4 separate regions of the Homo sapiens genome follow, and all the other regions are linked to region 1. The links are chromatin contacts, found by Hi-C or POLR2A ChIA-PET in ENCODE. All regions are on one chromosome and are shown on one strand. The core of a region is the stretch at or near the end of the contact, and the rest is flanking DNA. Distances in the headings are between cores, read along the strand shown. Region 1 holds the start of HMGCR (3-hydroxy-3-methylglutaryl-CoA reductase). Region 2 overlaps GCNT4 (glucosaminyl (N-acetyl) transferase 4). Region 3 overlaps LOC105379040 (a long non-coding RNA gene). Region 4 holds the start of POC5 (POC5 centriolar protein).

Evidence for each region. A loop is a pair of places that touch in the nucleus more often than their neighbours do. ChIA-PET counts read pairs that join two places held with the same protein, here RNA polymerase II (POLR2A). Pooled maps may share reads with other maps.
Region 2: a loop to region 1 is called in a map of PC-9, with 6 times the contacts of the local background. The contact joins the enhancer-like site here to the promoter of HMGCR in region 1. A Hi-C loop is called at or near these places in 7 of 168 maps with a recorded cell type or tissue (CD4-positive, alpha-beta T cell, CD8-positive, alpha-beta T cell, HCT116 and 4 more), 9 of 37 single-sample maps with no recorded cell type and 8 of 50 pooled maps. POLR2A ChIA-PET finds 5 or more read pairs at or near these places in 9 of 52 experiments (AG04450, HEK293T, MCF 10A and 5 more).
Region 3: a loop to region 1 is called in a pooled map, with 4 times the contacts of the local background. The contact joins the enhancer-like site here to the promoter of HMGCR in region 1. A Hi-C loop is called at or near these places in 4 of 50 pooled maps. POLR2A ChIA-PET finds 5 or more read pairs at or near these places in 5 of 52 experiments (A673, Caco-2, HEK293 and 2 more).
Region 4: a map of B cell shows a loop between it and region 1 (16-fold over the local background). The contact joins the promoter of POC5 here to the promoter of HMGCR in region 1. A Hi-C loop is called at or near these places in 15 of 168 maps with a recorded cell type or tissue (B cell, CD4-positive, alpha-beta T cell, CD4-positive, alpha-beta memory T cell and 10 more), 14 of 37 single-sample maps with no recorded cell type and 33 of 50 pooled maps. POLR2A ChIA-PET finds 5 or more read pairs at or near these places in 23 of 52 experiments (A549, AG04449, AG04450 and 17 more).

The regions. Positions count from the first base shown.
Region 1 is chr5:75,333,091-75,338,551 of GRCh38, reverse strand. HMGCR (3-hydroxy-3-methylglutaryl-CoA reductase) reads right to left here and starts at 1,332. Exons shown (of 20, transcript NM_000859.3): 1 at 1,252-1,332. RefSeq lists enhancers at 302-860, 861-1,421 and a silencer at 1,101-1,220.
Region 2 is chr5:75,035,072-75,040,245 of GRCh38, reverse strand. All of the region lies in intron 3 of GCNT4 (glucosaminyl (N-acetyl) transferase 4), which reads left to right. Among named protein-coding and RNA genes, the nearest start is that of GCNT4, 15 kb to the left of the region's middle. RefSeq lists an enhancer at 2,471-3,670. Within about 2 kb of position 2,990, at least 2 of the 41 ENCODE cell types and tissues checked have a DNase peak (open chromatin) inside an H3K27ac peak, as active enhancers do; they include HCT116, where a contact is called at or near this core.
Region 3 is chr5:74,970,975-74,976,190 of GRCh38, reverse strand. It overlaps LOC105379040 (a long non-coding RNA gene), which reads right to left. Exons shown (of 2, transcript XR_948485.3): 2 at 433-589. Among named protein-coding and RNA genes, the nearest start is that of GCNT4, 79 kb to the left of the region's middle. RefSeq lists an enhancer at 2,077-2,578. Within about 2 kb of position 1,475, at least 3 of the 41 ENCODE cell types and tissues checked have a DNase peak (open chromatin) inside an H3K27ac peak, as active enhancers do.
Region 4 is chr5:75,713,226-75,718,753 of GRCh38, reverse strand. POC5 (POC5 centriolar protein) reads left to right here and starts at 1,317. Exons shown (of 12, transcript NM_001099271.2): 1 at 1,317-1,448. LOC441087 (a long non-coding RNA gene) reads right to left here and starts at 1,322. Exons shown (of 3, transcript NR_149046.1): 1 at 1,170-1,322. RefSeq lists an enhancer at 1,612-1,921.

The DNA.
Region 1 (5,461 bases), core at 83-2,582:
TTTTCATGTTAATGCTGTAACCTATGTGCAATTTTGTTTAACCTTCATGTTACTAATTCCCATTTGTTTTGGCCACCAAGTTTATCATAAGTTCTGGAAGAACACTACAACAAAGCAGGCCTGCAAAATCCAGCCTATCCCCAAAGTACTGTCCAGGTCTTTGCTAGATTATCTCTAAATTGCAAAATGCCTTTCACTGCATGGAGAGGAAAATAAATTCATAAGTAAACAAAAAGTACATTCTCTACCTTGTGGGACGCCGAAATCATGCACATTTAGTATAGCCCAGAAACAAATGCTTCCTACGACTCTGCAGGACCATGTCTAAGAAGGAATATCCTCAAATCCTGAAATATTTCAAACGACTACTTAAGAATGGAGTACATCGACCTCCTCCTACTGCAGAAATTAACTGTTCTATATTTGTATCTCCAAGGTACATTTTTCCTAAAAGAATATCAGCACCAAGGAGACTACACCCCTTACCAAAAAAAAAAAAAAAAAAAGAGGGAGAAGAATCTTTTGAGTCATTGTGCGAATCCCCACGTTGGGCTCCGCATCCTCTCAAGCCGTTCTCCTGTAAATAACCAGACACATCTACACCAATCCACGGTTCTTTCATGGTTCTAAGTTAGTCAGCAGTATTTACAGAGATCTTTCCCGTCACCTAAAAGAAAGGTGCTAACGAACAGCAGTTCCTGGGCGTGAATGCCCGGATCCCGGGATGCAGGCGCTTCTCCCGTCTGCCCTGCGAGCTGCCGGCCCGACAGCCCCATAGACCCCTAGCATTTCTCGAATCCAGGGGCCTCCGAGGTCACCCTGCCTGACACCCTTTCCGCCCCGATTTTCGTGACCGTGCAGCCAGCACTGCCTACTCTGACTGAACAGGGACGATGAACGCAGCTACGCCCCGCGGGTCCACCGATGATGACCGCAGTCACGAAGAGGCCAGACCGCCGCCCGCCTCTCAAGCCCACCCCGGGACCCCGGGTTACTCCGGCACTGATGCCGGCCGCCGCTCGGCCTGCCGGGCCTCAAGGACATTCCTTGCAGTCCCCGCGGGTCCGAGCTGCCACACCGACAAAGCGCAACCGCAGCCCCCTCCAGGTCCGCAGGAGCTGCCGGTAGCCACTTCCCAGGGCCGAGGGAAGCTCCAGAATTGCCACCAACACAGCCCAAACCCCGCTCCCACCCATCTCCGCCCCGCTCCCCGCCGCCCCTGCCCCTCTTCTCGGTCACCGCCCGCCTCACCTCCAGATCTCACTAGAGGCCACCGAACCCCGGCGCCGACGCTCAGCCTGGCTCCAGTTAACGCAGTCGCGGAGCGGAAGGAGCCCTCACCTTACGCACGCTCGGAGCTGGACGAGCCTTCGACCAATAAGAGAGGATCGTTCGATTGTCTAGCCAATCGCCTGGGGGCTGCTCGGCCTGACGGCGCTACGTCACGAACGGTCGCCTTAACAACCGCCCACAGCTCTCTGCAGGGCCAAGAACAGGCACCGCACCATCTCTCACCACGGCTCGGCCAACCAATAGCCGTTCGAGTCCCAGCACTAGGGCCTGCCTATTGGTCCTAGAGCTGTGGGGGCGCACGCATGGCAGCTGCCTAGGCGGAGGCGATAGGGGACCAGGCGGGTGGAGTGTCCCACAGCCTCAGTGCCTGACCCGTGCTCGTCCTGGCTGTGATAGTACAGTAGGAGGCAGTGATAGGAAGCAGAATCGGAGCGTGAGGGAAAACGCAGGGTCAGGTCGATGACTGAAAGCTCAGTTACTAGCGCGGGAGAGATGGAGGGAAGCGGAGGCGGCCATGAGAAAAAGAGGAATATAAAAAAAGGGAAGGTGGCGGCGACGGGCACCTCAAACCTGTAACTGGCCGGTAGCCGAAACCAGCGCTTTCCCGAGATTTACCCATTAGTGTAAATGGCTCCGGTCACCTGCGTCTCTCTCTCTTGTGTGCGACATCCATTGCATACTGGATTCTCTCTGAAATGTGCCTCTCCTGCGTCTTCTGTGCGTTCCTTCTGCTCTCCGCCTGGTGCAGGGCTTTATTATGTCTTACTTAAAACAGTGCAATAGCCTCTCCTAACTGGTCTTCCCAGTCTTACACGCATGCACTTCCCAATCTGTCCTGCAGAACTCCCACATGCAGTATGTGGCATACTACTTCCTATTATGCCATAGACCCAAATCAGCGTTTCTCATTGTCTACTGGATTAAAGAAAGAACCTGTCACCACTAATATGGCCCCACCACACATTTCTGACGTATCTCTACTTTCCTGTGCGAACCTTACAGTTCAGCCAGGAGTAACTGGCCCTTCTTCAGTCACACTCAGTACCTTTTTACCTCCCTGCTTATGTTCTCTTTGTTTACCTTGGATATGCCTACCCATTTTAACTGCTGAGATCCTAAATATCCCTTAAGGACTTTTTCATATGCCACCTCCTTTCCTAATTCCCTCAAACACATCATCACTCCCGACCTTGAAAACCCATAAAATTTCCGTAGTATTTTTTTATTTGTCTTACTATCGTATGTGGAAATTTATTAAGGACAGGAATTGTATTTCACTCAATTTTTAAAGCCCATATTTTGAAACACATTACGAAGAAAACACTAAACACTCCTTAGTTTTAATAAATGATTATAGATTCTTATAATCCTTATATAATAGGTATTATTCCCATTTTACAAAAAAGTAAAAATTAAAGTTTGTCAAGCAACTTGCTGTAGATCACATAGATAATGAGCAAAACTGGAATTTGAACCCAGATCTAATGCTTAGGCTGGTTCTACTGTTCCCCACTGCTTCAGTGTAAGACCTTCATTCATATCTCTTTACCAAATGTTGCCTTTGAAATGCTCATTATGTGAAGTACACACTGTGGTTGGCATGGGAGATATAGTGACAAACATGACAGACATAGTGCCTGCCTTTATGAACCTTGCACAGTAAAGAAAACGGGTGAACTACCCAAAGATTGCAGTGTTCTCTTAGCAGCCTTGTCAAAAAAAAAAAAAAAAAAGAGAGAAAAGTGTGTAAGTACCGAGAGCCTAGAACCTGTCATATTTTTAATGCCGCTAGAAGTCTCAAGGACCAAATATCTCAGAAGTTACAGGTTGTACACATGCCTACTAATGTAATTCAAATAAGGACTAAAGTTGTTACCAAAACAGGCTTTAGCCCAAGATTTAGAAATTTTCATTCGCAAACTGCCTAATTGGGAACTCCAATAGGAATATGAGTTCCAAAGCAAGCAATAAAGAAACACCAGTTGTCTAGTTTTATGCTCTTAAAATAAATTCTATATCCTTCCCAAAAGGTATTTCAAAAGAATCTTTATAGCACTTAACTAATAATTTGTACTTAGTGATAAATCACAAAATTTGGTATGGACACAAGGTAGAAAGGGAGGGTGGGGGAAGCGCCAAGGAAGTCCATGTGCCGCTTCCTCATATGCATTTAACCCTTCAAGGAAAGAGTTTATAAAAGTATAATTTTTTTATTTTTAGAGACAGAGCCCAGGCGGGCGTGCAGTAATGGGTCCGGAATTGGAGGGTTCTTGGTCTCACTGACTTCAAGAATGAAGCCGTGGACTCTCGCGGTGAGTGTTAACAGCTCTTAAGGTGGCGCGTCTGGAGTCTGTCCCTTGTGATGTTCAGATGTGTTCGGAGTTTCTTTCTTCTGGTGGGTTCGTGGTCTCGCTGGCTCAGGAGTGAAGCTGCAGACCTTCGCGGTGAGTGTTATAGCTCTTAAGGCAGCGCGTCCGGAGTTTTTCGTTCCTCCCAGTGGGCTCTTAGTCTTGCTGGGCTCAGGAGTGAAGCTGCAGACCTTCGTGGTGAGTGTTACAGCTCATAAAAGCAGCGTGGACCCAAAGAGTGAGCAGTAGCAAGATTTATTGCAAAGAGCAAAAAAACCAAGCTTCCACAGTGTGGAAGGGAACCCGAGCTGGTTGCCAATGCTGGCTCAGGCAGCCTGCTTTTATTCTCTTATCTGGCCCCACCCACATCCTGCTGATTGGTAGAGCCGAGTGGCCTGTTTTGTCAGGGCACTGATTGGTGCGTTTACAATCCCTGAGCTAGATACAAAGGTTCTCCACGTCCCCATCAGATTAGTTAGATACAGTTTCCACACACAGGTTCTCCAAGGCCCCACCAGAGCATCTAGATACAGAGTGTCGATTGGTGCACTCACAAACCTTGAGCTAAACACAGGGTGCTGATTGGTGTGTTTACAATCCCTGAGCTAGACATAAAGGTTCTCCAAGGCCCCACCAGAGCAGCTAGATACAGAGTGTCGATTGGTGCACTCACAAACCTTGAGCTAAACACAGGGTGCTGAATGGTGTATTTACAATCCCTGAGCTAGATATAAAGACTCTCCACGTCCCCACCAGACTCAGGAGCCCAGATGGCTTCACCCAGTGGATCCTGCACCAGGGCTGCAGGTGGAGCTGCCTGCCAGTCCCGCGCCGTGCGCTCACACTCCTCAGCCCTTGGGTGGTCGATGGGACTGGGCGCCGTGGAGCAGGGGGTGGTGCTCGTCGGAGAGGCTGGGGCTGCACAGGAACCCACGGAGTGGGTGGGAGGCTCAGGCATGGCGGGCGGCAGGTCCCGAACCCTGCCCTGCGGGAAGGCAGCTAAGGCTCCGTGAGAAATCGAGCGCAGCGCCGGTGGGCTGGCACTGCTAGGGGACCCAGTACATCCTCCGCAGCCACTGGCCTGGGTGCTAAGTCCCTCATTGCCCGGGGCCAGCAGGGCTGGCTGGCTGCTCCGAGTGTGGGGCCCGCCAAGCCCACGCCCACCCGGAACTCCAGCTGGCCCGCAAGCGCCGCACGCAGCCCCGGTTCCCGCTCACGCCTCTCCCTCCACACCTCCCTGCAAGCTGAGGGAGTGGGCTCCAGCCTTGGCCAGCCCAGAAAAGGGCTCCCACAGTGCAGTGGAGGGGGGGGCTGAAGGGCTCCTCAAATGCTGCCAAAGTGGGAGCCCAGGCAGAGGAGGTGCCAAGAGCAAGCGAGGGCTCTGAGGACTGCCAGCACGCTGTCACCTCTCAGTAACACGATCTTAGCTCACTGAAACCTCTGCCTTCTGGGTTCAGCGATTCTCTTGCCTCAGTCTCCTGGGTAGCTGGGATTACAGGGGTGCACCACCATGCCCGGCTAATTTGTGTGTGTGTGTGTGTGTGTGTGTGTGTGTGTGTGTGTGTGTGTATATGTATACATACACTTTGTTTTTCTTTTTGAGACGGAGTCTCGTTCGGTCGCCCATACTGGAGTGCAGTGGGGCGATCTTGGCTCACTGCAAGCTCCGCCTCCTGGGTTCACGCCATTCTCCTGACTCAGCTAGCTTCCCAAGTAGCTGGGACTGCAGGTGTCAGCCACCACGCCCGGCTAATTTTTTTGTATTTTTAGTAGAGACGGGGTTTCACCGTGTTAGCCAGGATGGTCTCAATCTCCTGACC
Region 2 (5,174 bases), core at 1,741-4,240, 300 kb after region 1:
GTTGGCGCCACTGCACTCCAGCCTAAGCGACAGTGCGAGACTCTCAAAAAAAAAAAAAAAAAGTTATCAGAGAGGACCTGAGGAAAAGCTATTTCTTTTCCTGGAGCAGCTGGTCATGCTAGGATCCAGGAAAAGTAGTCTAGACATGGAAACAGGAGTTGCAAAGATCCTGAGGCAAGGAAGAGACTAGGATGTTCTAGGAACTTTTAGAAGGCTGGTGTTGCTTAGAGTTTTATGAGAAAGACAGAGTAGAATAAGATGAACTCGTAGAGTAAGGCAGCCATGGGAACTGCCTGGGCCTTTATGGACATGAAAAGGATTTCTTATTGTATTCTACATGACATGAAATCCCAATGAAGGGTTTTAGATGTAGGGAGTGGGATTAGGGAGGGGAAGTGATCTGATTTGTATGTTTAAAAAATCATTTTGGCTACAGTACAGAGAATGGATTAGAGGAAAGCAAGGGAAGCCAGGTAAGGTTATTTTGTATCTAGGCAAGAGTTGATGCTAGCTTGGGTTAGAGAGGTTCCCATGGAGTGGAAAGAGGTGGGTGGATTTGAAATACATTTTGGTTGTAGAACAGGCTCTACTACTGCCAGGAGATTGGAAAGGCAGTCTCGAATTGTGGTTAGTAGTATAGGCTCTGAAATTGGACCATAGTTGAAAATTGGACCATGGTTGAAAATCCTTGCTCCTCCAATATACTAGCTATATGAACTAAGGTAAGTTATTTATCTTCTGACTTGATTTCTTAATCTGAAAGATGAGGATAATGATAATCGTACCTATCTCATAGATTTACTGAATGGAGTATAGAATAATTGAATGGAGTATAAGGTAAGAACAATAAGAGGCCGGGTGCAGTGGCTCACGCCTGTAATCCCAACACTTTGGGAGGCCGAGGCAAGTGGATCACCTGAGGTCAAGAGTTCGAGACCAACCTGGCCAACATAGTGAAACCCCCGTCTCGACTAAAAATACCAAAAAAATTAGCCAGGCGTGGTGGTGGGTGCCTATAATCCCAGCTACTAGGGAGGCTGAGGCAGGAGAGGAGAATCGCTTGAACCTGGGAGACAGAGGTTGCAGTGAGCCGAGATTGTGCCATTGCACTCCAGCGTGGGTGACAGAGTGAGACCCTGTCTGAAAAACAAAACAAAACAAAACAAAAAAAAACAGTGAATAAGATCATGGAAATAGTGCTATCTCTTAGCATCGATCATTAGGAAGGGACAGGTATGTGTCGCTGACTCTGGCAACATGAAGGCTTTTGTTGACTTTAGCCAGAGCAGGCTCCATGGAGTGGGGAGTAGAGCCAGTCTGGACCAAATGCCACCGTAAGGGACCTGAATAGGGGCAGTTGGGCATCCCTCCTCTGTCCAATCCCTTGATAGGGAGCAGTTGGATAGACACATACTGCTATGGTCTGAATGTGTTCCCCAAAATTCATGTGTTGAAATTTAATCACCAGTGTGAGAGTATTAAGAAGTGGGGCCTTTAGACAGTGATTAAATCATGAGGGTAGAGCCCTAAGGCATAGGACTAGTGCCCTTATAAAAGATGTTTTGGGGGAGCTCATTCACCTCTCCCCCCCTTTGCCCGTCTGCCCTTTGCCATGTGAGAACACAGCAGCAAGGCACCATCTTGGAAGCAGAGGGCAGCCCTCACCGACACCAAATCTGTGCCTTGATCTTGGACTTCCCAGCTTCTAGAACTGCAAGACATAAAAGCCTATCGTTTCTAAATTATTCAGTCTAAGATATTTCATTATAGCAGCAGGAATGAACCAAGACACATATGTAAAGGGGGAAGGTGTTCCCAGTACCCCAGGAATGAGATGGGGTTAAATGATGGCTAGACACATTTAGAGAAGAAATATGGGCTCAACCACCTGTAAAGTTATTTTCCGTTTTAATATTGCACTTCTGGGCTTCTTCAGGAACTGTGGGTTTATTAATTAAGGATTGGTGGAGAAGACCTAGATACATGAATTCTATTATTTGAATGGTTTTTTTCCTGTAGAAAAGTATGTTTACCTCTGTTAGGATTTGTTTACACTGTAATAATTTACAGACCCAGTTTAGGTTAGGACTTGTTCATAATATACTGTGAAATGAAAGAAACAGGTAAGACAATGCCTATATAGTGAGACTGTTATAAAGCAAAGCCAAAAAAAAAATGTGTTTCTTAAAACCAGTCTGGAAGGATATACTGTCTACAAGATGTTATTGCCAGGTGATGGGCCCCTGGTGAGCTTTATTTTCGTTTTTGGACTTTTCTGATTTTTTTTTTTTTTTTTTAATGAAAGTGGTTTGGGTTTTTTTGTTTTTCTGTTTTTTGTTTTTTTTGTTTTTTGTTTTGTTTTTGTTTTTTTGAGACTGAATCTTGCCTTGCCCAGGCTGGAGTGCACTGGCATGATCTCAGCTCACTGCAACCTCCATCTCCCAAGTTCAAGCAATTCTCCTGCCTCGGCCTCCCAAGTAGCTGGGATTACAGGTGTGTGCCACCATGCCCGGCTAATTTTCTGTATTTTCAGTAGAGACGGAGTTTCACCATGTTGACCAGGCTGGTCTCAAACTCCTGATCTCAGGTGATCTGCACTCAGGCCAGTCTGCCTCAGCCTCCCAAAGTGTTGGGATTACAGATGTGAGCCACTGTGCCCGGCCTGAAAGTGTTTACTTTATAAAAAGAGAATAGAAAATCTTTTCCTTTTAGAGACCATATCTTATTATTATTTGAGAAATGCTTGTCCTCAATTTGTATTGGATTTCTGACCGAGTCATACGTCTCCTTGTGTTTTGCATAGTTGGTATGTTTACCTGCTCACAATCTGATTATTATTTGCTTTTGCAATCTTTTCTCCAGAACAATAAGAATGTAAGGTCATCTAGGCAAGAAACCTGTCTTTCCACTCCTCTGCATGACTCCTGGAGTGCTGTGGGAGTGTGGAGGAACTGCATCTGACTGAGTCATCCTCCCACCTAATGGTCTCACTCCAGAACATCCCCTGGGCTTGGCAGTGAGCGAGTCACCAAGGGAGAATCAGTGACTTCATTGAAATCAAGGAGCTGCAGTAGCAGGATGTTAGCTTATTCAACTAGATCAGGATGCTTTTTAGTGAGTTCGTCTTTATATTGATCTTCTTAACTGGTGATTCTTCTTAGTAAGGCTTTAGACAGAAGCAAAAGCCCTGACATTTCTAAATCAATAAGCTCTTCATATCCTATTTCTCAAACTGATATGTAATAATACAAAGTTTAAGAACTTTAAGGTGGCCTGAAGAGGGAATATTCTCCACATGAAGAGAAATTTAACCCAGAAAGTTTTCTAAAACAATTAGCAATTCTCTGTGCTTAAATGGTGTCACAGATAACTATAAGAACAAATGAATCGATAGTCATTGGTGACAGGATACGGGACAGGAGTAACCAATGGCAGAGTCCCTCAGGATGAGCTTGCTCTCTTTTCCTTGAATTGATTCTACGGGCTGGAAGACTGACTAACCTCTTCATTAGCTCATTGATCAGTCTCAGCCTCTGACTGCAGAGACAGAATGTGATTCCTCACCCAGCATTCCTCCAGGCTCATTCTCCATGGAAATCATCTCTTAAACAGGGTGGAAGATCTCCTCGACCATGTTTGGGATCCATTCCTGTTCCTGTTCTAGGACATTTAGAGAAGACATAGTAATGAGAAAATTTAGTCAAGTGCTAAAACTGTTGCGGGAAATATGGAGAATTTTTTCTTTATATTCTGAGAGACACTATTGCATAAAGGGTTAAAAGTGCAAGTCTGGAGCAAGACTCTCTGAGTTCAGGTTCCATTTAAAGCACTTTCTAGAACTGTAACCTTGGGCATTTATTTAGTTGTCTTACAGTGCCTCAGTTTCCTTTCTTATAATAGAGGGATAACAGTAGTACCTACCTCATCGATCTCTTGAGGGGATTGAATTACATCTAGAGTACTTAGAATAGTGCACCTAGTGACAACTCTTGATTGAGTGATTCTACATTATTAATAACTACAGTATGGCCCTTGAACAACACAGGTTTGAACTTCAGGGGGTCCAATTATACACAGGTTTTTTTTTTTTCAAGTAAATACAAGTTGAAAATGTAGTATTTGCAGAATGCAAATCCTACATGTATGGAGGGCCAACTTTTCCCATACCTGGTTCCTCAGGACTGACTGTGGGACTTGAGTGTGCATAGATTTTGTTATGGACGGGGGCCCTGGAATGAATCCTCTGCATATACTGAGGGATGAATATACATAAAATTAATAAAGAGCATTACATGGAGGCCTTCGTGCACTAATTCTAAAATACTGAATTTGTTAAGACTTTGTGGAGAAATAGGAGGTAGATTGAAAAACAGGACAATAAGCCACAGGTCTGGGCAGGATCTTTAAAGAAGCCATGAAGTCCCTAATCATCTCAGATTTTCCAGTACCTGCAGGTATCAACAGTCAAGTTGCAAAACAGCAAAGATGGCGGCCTGCCCATCCCTCTGGGAGCTGCATCCCAGGGAGGTTTGAAACCTCTGTCAGTCAGAAAGCGCCAGCGTTGGGGTAGCTGGAGACCCCGGTTGGGAGGTCACACCCGGTGAGGAGGAACAGGATCATAGAGCTGCTTTAAAAAGCAATCTGGCCACATTTTCCTAGAGTAGTCCAGCCCCATTTTTAACAAGAAAACTGGCCTTCAGAGAGCTTAAATAGTTTGATCAAAGTCTTAGAGCTACTAAGAGTTCGTCCAGGGACTCAGGCCCAAGGTCTGTGGCATCCTGAAGCGCAGCTCCTTTCTTCCTCTCTCCCCAGTGCCCCACAACCTGTTCCTGAAAAAAGCTCAGGCATTCTTGGTCCCTAAACTCAGCCTTACTCTGTCCTTTTTTCCTCAGTCTTCCTCTCATTCTTGACTTACCATTCCCCTTTCTTCCCTGGGAAAGGAAGCATCTGTACTTCTTTGAAAGTCCTGGGTTTTTAAATTGCCAAGGTAAGAAGAGTTAGTTGAAGAGCTGCTAATGGTTGTAGCCATTTAGCCCTGAATGCAGTCGTGCCTACCTAGCTGGGGTGTCCCTGAATGCGGTCGTGTCCACTTAGCTGAGGTGTCCCTGAATGCAGTCGTGTCCGCTTAGCTGGGGTGTCCCTGAATGCGGTCGTGTCCGCTTAGCTGGGGTGTC
Region 3 (5,216 bases), core at 226-2,725, 360 kb after region 1:
TAGTTCTTATCTTCACCTAGTAAAGACAAACGACCTACTTTTTAATTTAGTCATGTAAAAATACATTATGTGAAGAAAATCAAATATTCTCTCTTCCCTGGATACTGAGACTAATTCTCCATGAGACTTTATTTGTTTCATGAAACAATTGAATAAATTCTCAGAAGAATGAACTGCTAAGGCAAATGTGGCTTGAGAAAGATTCTTGAGGAAGAAAAATCTTAAGGTTTAGGTGATTAGAGAGTCTAAAGATGGGTTGGCTGTGGAAGAGTATTAGAGGAGAGAGGACTAGCTTGTAAGATAGTATCTGGCTGGAAGAGAGGTAGGATGAGATCCGAGAAGAATTGACAGGCACTCCATTGGGCATTTCTTATGTTAGTAAGAATGGGCTAAGTTATGCTGCAGTAACAAACAAGCCCCAGATCTCAAAGGTTTAACACAATAAAAGTTTATTTTCATCTCAGGCAATGTCTTTTGCGGGTCAAGGCAACTCTCTAGGGCAGTTGTCCTCTGTGTGGTACCCGAGTTATCCAGGCTGCTTCAATCTTTTGGGTCTTCCATCTCAGCATACAATCTTCTCCATGGTTGCCTAAGTTGGGGAAGAAAGAGTTGGGCGAATCACACTGTCTCACCTGGAAATGATGTGTATCATTACACTGGCCATGATAACTAGTTACATGGCCCTATCCAACTGCAAAGAAACTGAGAAGTACAGTCTTCCATATGCCTAGGATAGGAGAAGGAACAGATATTGGTAAATATAGTGATATTGAACATACTACTTTAATTCACAAGTCTTGTCTTAAAGAAGAATTCTGTACCAAGTTCTCCCTGAGTTCAGAATGTCTTTCCAGAAGGGGTTCGGGGCAATCTTGTGGCTAAAAGAGGTGTGAAAGGGACTTATTTTTAAGCTGCATTTACATATCAAGAAATAAGTCTTTATTTAGATTGAATGTTTATTTCAGGCAGCTTTAGGGGATGCTAATGAAGGCTATGTAGAAGTGAGCAAAATCCTCCAATCCCACCTCCCTCCCCTTCCCTACCTTGGCACTTACAGTGTCAGAGTTTCTTTATAAGTGCTGTAAGTGTGATACAGTGAGCAATTGCACATTTGGTACCAGCCAAAACCCCAAATGGGCAGGCCACCAATGGGCTACTGGTGGCAGGGAGGCCTGGGAAGCAGTGGCAGGCTCCCTACAACGTGGTACCTCAGTCTGTGCTGATATCTTGTTCCAATCTGTTTCCTGTAAACATCAGCAGCTTTCACACCTTGCATCACAGTAACGTGTCTTCTCAGAAAAAGCAAGCAGAAAAGCAAAATCAGTAAGATTATTGCTGCAACTCTTGGACTACAAATGTGTCTCCTATTATGATTAAGACTGTGCATTTGTGTCTGAAAGAACAAGAAAGTGAAGAGTAAATATGCATGCAGTTTTATCAGTGGGAACGTGTCTGCTAAGCATTTACCTCAAATGAGCTGAGAGGAGGGCAGACAGGAAGACATGCAGTCAAATGATTCACATCCCTTTGACACTAGAAGTTTCTGATCAGTCTAGGGAATCAGAAATCATACTCTATAAGGGACAGAGATTGTGAGAGTTTTATCATCTAAAACAGTCACATTGACCCTTCAGGTGGCATTGACAGTCATTTTCCAATCTGCCAAATATGGTAACCCGATGCAGGCATTGTGCTTTGTGTCATCTCAAGGCTCAGTCTGTGTTGCACACCAAACTGTAGTATTTTATGAGTCTGTCTAATGGAAACTAACAGCAAGTACATTTGTCTTTAGTGGTCCCAATGGCAGTCCCCAGATGTGCAGAGCGTTCCTCCCGCTCTCTGCTAACTCGGGACACCTCTGGTTATGATGCCCAATCTTGAGAATTCCTCTCTAAATCATCCTGTCTTTGTTTTATTCCCTTAGCTGATTATTCTGAAAACTATTGTGGTTAGTAGATAATAATTAATAAGTTTTCTGTCTTATCAATTAATTATTCAAATCAATTTATTATAATTCTTCAAATGTGTCAATCCAGCCATTTATCTATGTTTTCCCCTCTATTCAACAAATATTTTTTGAACAAAATGCTGTATGTAAAATATGCTGTTGGTGACATGGAGGATTTAGGGGGAAAGGGAGTGGTCAAATAGAGCTAGTAAAGGTACCTAAGCTTCTGGGCAGGACACCAACAGCAACCACTCCAGGAGGCGACATTTAAGCAGAGATTGGAATGACAAGAAAAAGCTGGTCACACCAAATACAGAGGAAGAGTGAGCTTGGCAAGTCTAGGGCCTAGAAGAAGGTCAATAGGCCTGCACTGTAGGGGGTGAAGCTCTAGAGAGAGTGGTATCAGAGACCAATCACACAGAACTTTGTCAGCCCAGAAAGGCTTTCAAAAGACATTGGTGGTTTTAAATCGGGGCACATGATTGAATTCTGGATTTTTCTGATGTGAGCCCATCTCTGGCCTGAAGTTGCCTTCCATTTATAGTGTGATACTAGTGTAAACAAAAATTATGGGAGGCCATTTTTTAGGCTGAGCTCTAGCACTAGGCCGCAACAGACCAGTCCAAACCAAAATGAAGTCACTCATGCTAAATGCCACGTAATCAAACTGAAACTTTAAGGAAACAGATACGTCCCCACAGCCCTATATTTGCTGAAAACAGGAGAGATTCCAGTCTACCTGAGTTGGCATAATAATGAAGTCCCCTCTGTTTAACCCTTATCAAAAAAGTAACCTGAAATTGACCAATCACCTTTTTTTCTTGTTCTGTTTTCTTGTCCCCACCTTGCAAAACCCACCATTCTGCCATTGCCCAGAGTGGGGGTGGCGGTGGGAATGGGGGACTCTGATTCTATTTTAGAATGAAAGCCACCCCATTCATGAATTACAAACAAAAGCCAAATTCAATCTATAACTAAATTTGTTGGAATTTTGTCTGACACCAGTTTTTCCATTTAAGATCATAATATAAAGTGTCCTTTTAAAGTAAATACATTTAAGGAAACAGAGCAAGGCCTTATAAAAATATTAAGTAAATAATACAGAGATAGCTGAACCGTAAAGGTGGAAACACTGCCCTCAGGCAGAGCAAAATGAAAGAATCTTTTGGGGTCCCAAACTGCTTAGGAAATCAGATGCCCAGTGTTTTGCAAGGATTTGAGAAGCCAACAAGCTATAGAAGAAGGCAGATGGTTTTCTGAAAGACCCAAGGTGTCTACATAAAGTTAACAGAATATTCCTTATGCCCTGGGTCACCTGACTGATGGCCAGGAAGCATCAAGGGTTCCTGTATCTTCCACACACACCATTTAGAATGCTGGTTATTGTCTCTTTGTAACTCTGCATTTTAATTTACCTTTTAAGTTGCTCTTGATAAATATTTTAAACAGATTTCCCCAGAACAAAATATTAGGGGATAGGGAGAAGGGGATGCACAGTGTAATTTATTCTCAGCCTTATACGCTGTTAAGAATGGCCTCAAGATTACAGAAGCATAACTCTGACAATTGAATATCCACTGACACACAGAATTAAAATGCCAACAATTACATTTGTTTAAATGCCAAGTTTTCCTTAAGATTTATTTAAAAATCTACATTTCTGAAAATATCTGCACTTCTGAAATCAGATTCAGTCTCAGAACATATGTTAAAGAAGAAAAAAAACCTTACCAGGATATACAGAAACCTGATTTTTTAAAATGTGCCTTGAAGTTATGATATAAATGTAAAAGAAGTAAGACTCTCAATCTCATTGTTAAAATGAGTCATAGCATTTGGTATTTCTATCATGCATGTGATAGAAAAGTGCTAATAATGCTTTTCTGACTTGACACCAATCATACAGGTATACAGGTAAGGATACAGATGTCAATACATTAGTACCAAGGTAGCGAATTATGAAGACAACTGTCTCAGTCTGTTCCTGCTGCTATAACAAATACCTTAAACTGGGTAACTTATAAATTATAGAAATTTATTTCTCACAGTTCTAGGGGCTGGGAAGTCCAAGATCAAGACACCAGCAGATTCAGTGTCTAGTGAGGGCTGCTCTGTGCTTCATGGGTGCCACCCTGCTGCTGTGTCTTCATATGGCAGAAGGAGCAAAAAGGGTCAAACTCCCTCCAGCCCTTTCATAAGGACACTAATGTCATTCATGAGGGGAGAGCCCCCATGACGTAATTACCTGCCAAAGGCCGCACACTTAGTACCATCATTTTGTGGTTAGGTTTCAATATATGAATTTTCAAGGGACACAGACATTCAAACCATAACAACAGCCAATCAGACTTGCAGGTTTCTAAAGAGTCTTTAGACTCTTGCAGGATTCCTTATTCAAATCATGCCTTCAAGATCCCATTACAATTCAAATCATGCCTTCAAGGTCTCATTACAATTATACACCTTCATACAAGTCTTCATGTTGCACAGGACAACAAGAATAAATGTTCTTGCAAGGTTTTACATTCTAATTCCTTATCAATACTGATTCTGTTAACTGATCTGTGACATAAATGATCCTCTCCCACTGAAGCTTCAGGGGAAAGAGACACCTTCATCTTTTTATGAGCCTCTTTTTGTTCATTATGATATCTTGCATTTTTAAAGCCATGTGCCAGAATTTCATCAGTCAGCTTTCAAAACAAGAGTCAGGCCTGTAGAGCCCAATTTTATTTTCTCCAAAAGATTTTATTGTCTCTAAAAATAGGGACAGGGATAAAAAGAATTTTACTGGAATACAATTAAATAGAAGTGTAGCAGTACGAGCCGCAGACAAAACTCCTCAGACACCAAGTTAAAGAAGGAAGGGGTTTATTTGGCCGGAGGCATCAGCCAGACTCCTGTCTCAAGAGCAGAGCTCCCCGAGTGAGCAACTCCTGTCCCTTTTAAGGGCTCACAACTCTAAGGGGGTGCGCGTGAGAGGGTTATGATCGATTGAGCAAGCAGGGGGTTCGTGATGGGGGGCTGCATGCACTGGTAATTAGATCGGAAAAAAACAGGATAGGGATTTTCACAGTGCTTTTCTACACAATGTCTGTAATCTATAGATAACATAACCAATTAGGTCAGGGGTTGATCTTTAACTACCAGGCCCAGGGTGTGGCGCCGGGCTGTCTGCTTGTGGATTTCATTTCTACCTTTTAGTTTTTACTTTTTCTTTCTTTGGAGGCAGAAATTGGGCATAAGACAATATAAGGGGTGGTCTCCT
Region 4 (5,528 bases), core at 68-2,567, 380 kb before region 1:
GATTAGTTAAAACTAGACTACCAATTTTGGTTTTTTCTTTGTTTTTTGAGACAGAGTCTCACTATCACCCAGGCAGGAGTGCAGTGGCGATATCTTGGCTCACTGCAACCTCTGCCTCCTGGGTTTAAGGGATTCTCCTGCCTCAGCCTTCGGAGTAGCTGGGACTACAGGCGTAAGCCACCACACCCGGCTAATTTTTGTATTTTTAGTAGAGATGGGGTTTCACCATGTTGGCCAGCCTGGTCTCGAACTCCTGACCGCAGGTGATCCGCCTGCCTCGTCCTCCCAAAGTGTTGGGATTACAGGCGTGAGCCAACGCGCCCAGCCTAGACTAGCAATTTCTCAAAGGGTGGTCTGCAGACTCCTGCATCAGAATCACTGGCAGTGTGTGTTAAAAATTCAGATTTCCTGACGGTGTCCATGACCGAAGGAATCAACACCTTCGGCCGGGCGTGGTGGCTCACGCCTGTAATCCCAGCACTTTGGGAGGCCGAGGTGGGCGGAACACCTGAGGTCAGGAGTTCGAGACCAGCCTGGCCAACATGGTGAAACTCCATCTCTACTAAAAATACAAAAATTAGCCAGGCGTGGTGGCGGTCGTCTGTAATCCCAGCTACTCGGGAGGCTGAGGCAGGAGAATCCCTTGAACCTGGGAGGCGGAGGTTGCAGTGAGCCGAGATAGTGCCACTGCACACCAGCCTGGACGGCAGAGCAAGACTCCATCTCAAAAAAAAAAAAAGCACCTCCAAGTGATTCTGTTGCAGGGGATCTGTGGATGATGCAGATTTTTTTTTTGTTTTTAATTTTTTATAGAGAAAGGGTCTCCCTATGTTCCCCAGACTAGTCTCGAACTCCCGGGCTCAAGCGATCCTCCCACTTCGGCCTCCCAAAGTGCCGGGATTACTGGCATGAACCACCACACCTGGCCCAGAATTTCGGATTGTTCTTATGCAGACGAAAGCATTAGGACTCATATCTAGGTTACCGGAATTGTTGAAAGCCAACAGCACACGGCATTAGCCAACTTCAGCCCTGCTCAACAGCCTCTATCCAAATCAGCTCCCGGAGCCGCTTAGCAGCCTGCAGCCGCTGAACAGAACTGAGCACGCGCAATATTTAATCCCCACGGGCGCTGGGTGGGGCTCCCTAGGACCCCGCCCCCTACCAACCTGCGGAGCCAGGGGGCGGGGCTCTCCAAAGTAATTCCGGCTTCTCCCGGCAGCGGCCCAAATCCCCGCCCCCAGCTCTCGGACCAATCAAACGGCAGATTGCTGAAACAAAGGACCAATGCCCAGGGCGGTCCTTAATTCCTCCCTGCAGTTTGAAACTGTCAGGTTGCCGTCTAGGTAGCGGTTGTGCTTGCTGAGGCTGCACTTGCTGACACTGCAGCTGCGACGCGGCTAAGAGGCGCAGAGCGAGGAGTCGGGATTTGGTCGCGAGCGGCGACGGTGGGTAGCAGCGCTCCGGGCAGATCCTGCGTCCCTGCATCCCTGGCGAAAGTAGTGGAGGGAGATTTAAAGTTCCTTGGCGCGTGTTTCCTCCCCCTGGGCTCTTCCCCAGACCGCGAGTGATTCAGCTGTTGTGCCGGAAGGTCCCAAAGTTTCCCCTCCGAGGCGTGCAGGAAGAGGAAGTGAGCAGGAGTGAGGGATGCTGAGCGATTACTGTCATCAGAGGTTCCGGTCACTTAAAACGTTGAGAAAAAATAACCATGTATAAAGCTCTGTTGTGCTTAAGTAAGATTTTTCTTAAAACAGGCTGGGTCGGAAGGTGATGGAAGAAAACTTATGGCCTTTTGCTTACTGCAATGGCTTTTCTCCTCTGCTTCTAGTCCCTGCTTTGGGGAGGGGCTGGCGCGCCCCTTTCCTTGAGTGCAGCTAGGCCTGGTGAAAGGCACAGGCGACATCACCCTGCTGCTAGTTTGCATGTTAATTCGCTCTTCCTTTGCCTCTTGGGGGTTCCATTTGAATTCCCAGACCCCTGTTTTGCTGTCAGCCAGATAATTACCAAGATGTTATTTTATGTTTCTGGCAACAGAGAAGCACACAAAAGTTTTGATCTTGTTTTCTGATACCTTGGATTAGAGACTACTGAAAATGTAGTGAACTAATGTGCGTCCGCCACCCATTAAAGCAGTTTTCATTTTTCTCCTTTGTTTCTGAACCTAGAAACAGTAAGGAAAATGCTACTGTTCTAGAGTTTCAAATAACTCATACCTTGTTGACATAAAGCAGGGCAGATGGAAGATAGCATATTTTCCAAGAGTGCGGTGGGTTTTTTTGTGTCTGCAGTGTGTCCATATTAAGAAACAATTTTTGAGATCTGACCATACTTACTAGCTCATTTTTAAATAATCAGCACCCCCCCCCCCCCACCCCTGTTACCTGCCTGGTCTCAAATCCTGAAGGAAGAAGTGAATAAAAATATAAATGGACCAAGTTATCACAGTGGTAGATTTGAAGTCAGTGAAGCAGCCATTCCTTGCTGCAGATACATGCACTTATTTTATCCTCCCTAATTGGCTTAACTAAAGACAGTCATGCTGAGATTTAGTTTACTTAACATGTGTATGCACAGTGATACTCACTGGAAAAAGTTGAACTTTCCTTTCCACAATTTAGTTCCAGCCTGTGTTTCCATTCTATTTTTGCACTTTTCCCTGTATCTTCCTTTTCTATTTCAATTTCCTCATCTCTCATTTATTTTTCAGCCCACTGTGACTAAGACCTGTAATTGTTTTACTTTCCAGTGAAATTGTTCAAGCAAACGTCTCAGCAACCTCCTAATCTCCAAATTCTATCCAATCCTCATGGTTCTTTGGCATCTAATTCTATTTTCTTCTCAAAGTTGTGATATTGCTTCCATAGTTCTAATGTTCTGACTTCCTTTGCTGACTCCTCTTCTTTGCTGACTGTTCTTCTCTTGCCCTTTAGATGTTAGTGGTTCTGGCTTTAACCCTCTTCTCATTCACAGTCGTAGTCCTTAACTCTATTAGGGCTATGGTCCCCTCTGAACGCATATTTAAAGCGAAAGATCTTCTTTCTAGAAAAATACACATTCACATTTATGATAAAAATATTGCATACGAGTCGGGTATAGGGACCTGATATGGTTAGGTCTTGTGTCCCCACTCAAATCCCATCTTCAATTGTAATCTCCACATGTAGGGGAAGGGAAGTGATTGGATTATAAGGGCGATTTCCCCCGTGCTGTTCTCATGATAGTGAATTCTCACGAGATCTGATGGTTTTATAAATGGTAGTTTTTCCTGCACTCTCTCACATACTGTCTCACCTGCCGCCATCTAAGATGTGCCTGCTTCCCCTTCTACCATGATTTTAAGTTTCCTGAGGCCTCCCCAGACATGCGGAACTGTGAGTCAATAAAAATTCTTTTATTTATAAATTACCCAGTTTTGGGCAGTTCTTTTTTTTTTTTTTTTTTTTTGAGACGGAGTCTCACTCTGTCGCCCAGGCTGGAGTGCAGCGGCGCGATCTTGGCTCACTATGAGCTCCGCCTCCCGGGTTCACGCCATTCTCCTGCCTCAGCCTCCCAAGTAGCTGGGACTACAGGCGCCCACCACCACGCCAGGCTAATTTTTTGTATTTAGTGGAGACGGGGTTTCACCGTGTTAGCTAGTATGGTCTTGATCTCCTGACCTCGTAATCCTCCCACCTCAGCCTCCCAAAGTGCTGGGATTGCAGGCATGAGCCACCGTGCCCGGCCTGGGCAGTTCTTTATAGCAGTTTGAAAAACGTACTAATACAGGACCTCAGGATAAGAACTTTTTCTCACATTCCTTTTTTATAGGTGGTCTCATCCATTCCCTTTTTTCAGCAGTTCCCATTATGCCAGTGATTCCTCAAACTGGATCTCCAACTTATACCTCCAGTGCGGCGCTCCCACAATGCTTAACTCCAGGAAACACCATTCACAGTGTAGCCATTGTGAATGGCAGTTCTTGGAGTAGCGCACTACGTAGCCAGTGTGACCACAGACTGCATACTTGCAGCTTTACCCTAGTGCCTCAGAGGCATCCTCACACCCAGCTCATCTGATATGGCACTCATTGTCCTTCCTCCCAACCTGCTCATCTTCCTACCTTCCTTGCCTTGGTGAGTGGCACTATCCATCTAGTTACCCAAACCGGAGATCTGGAAGCCACCAACAGTTCTTTTTAACCCCTTGATCTATTATTGATCATTTTCTCTTTCCATCACCATAACACAACTGTCTTGTAGTCATACCCTCCATCCCCTTCCCATTGCTACTTCCTAGACTTAGGTCATCATTTATCTTCTTAATTACTATCAAAGAGAACATTTATCTCTTAGACTACTGCAGTCAGCTCTCAATTGATCTCTCTCTCTTTTTTTTTTGAGACGGAGTCTCTGTCACCCAGGCTGGAGTGCAGTGGTGCGATCTTGGCTCACTGCAGCCTCCACCCCCAGGGTTCTAGCTATTCTCCTGCCTCAGCCTCCCAAGTAGCTGGGATTACAGGCACCTGCCACCAGGCTCGGCTAATTGTTTTGTATTTTTAATAGAGACAGGGTTTCGCCATGTTGGCCAGGCTGGTCTCAAACTCCTGACCTCAGGTGATCCACCTACCTCAGCCTCCCAAAGTGCTAGGATTACAGGCATGATTCACTGCACCCAGCCTGATCTCTCTTAATATCCAAATTCATCCTCAACGCTGCTGGAATGATCTTTCTGATCATGTAACTTTTAAAAAATATTTCAATAACTTGTCTAGAATAAACACCCAGATTTTTAATATGACAAGTTTTGACCTTCCATGATCTGGCTGCTCCTTACTTTTTGTTTCATCCTTAGCCAATCCTTTGCACCCATTGCTTTGTCCTTACCAAACTGCTTGCTGTTCGTGGCATACATGTCCATGGCTCTGTCTTTGCTTATATTGCTCTACTGCCTAGAATATCTACACCTGTGTTTATACCTTTTATCCATCTTTCAGGATGAGACCTACTCATCTTTCAGATCTCAACACCTGGGTCATCTTCTCTAAAAACTTTCTGTGCCTCCTTTCCTGCTTATTTACAGTCATGCAATCTTACCCCATGAAAAATAGCTACTCCTATCTCTCTACTTTGTATCTGTTATTTTAGGGCCTATCAGCAGTTTATTCATCAGTCGGTCACTTATATAATATACATGCCTGGCCCTCTCTACAGATTGTAAACTCCTTAAGAATGAGGACTTCATTTTACATTCCTCACCAATGTCTTACATATTACTGGTATTCAGATAGTTCGAATAGTCACTATTTGTTCTTTGAATAATTCGGTTACTTGTTACTAAAAGTACTTTTAATGATTTTTTGATTAGGACTTTCAACAAATTCTCTATGCATATATTTGATTCTGTTGTTCTGTATAAGCTCACTTTTCTTAAAATAATATTTCCAAAGGTAAGTTTCCCAAGAAGGGAATTTGCACAAATTGTTTGTTCTCTCTTGGTTCTGTGTCTTAGAGGAAAGTACACAGCACCCAGGTTGTCACACATTGCTCAAG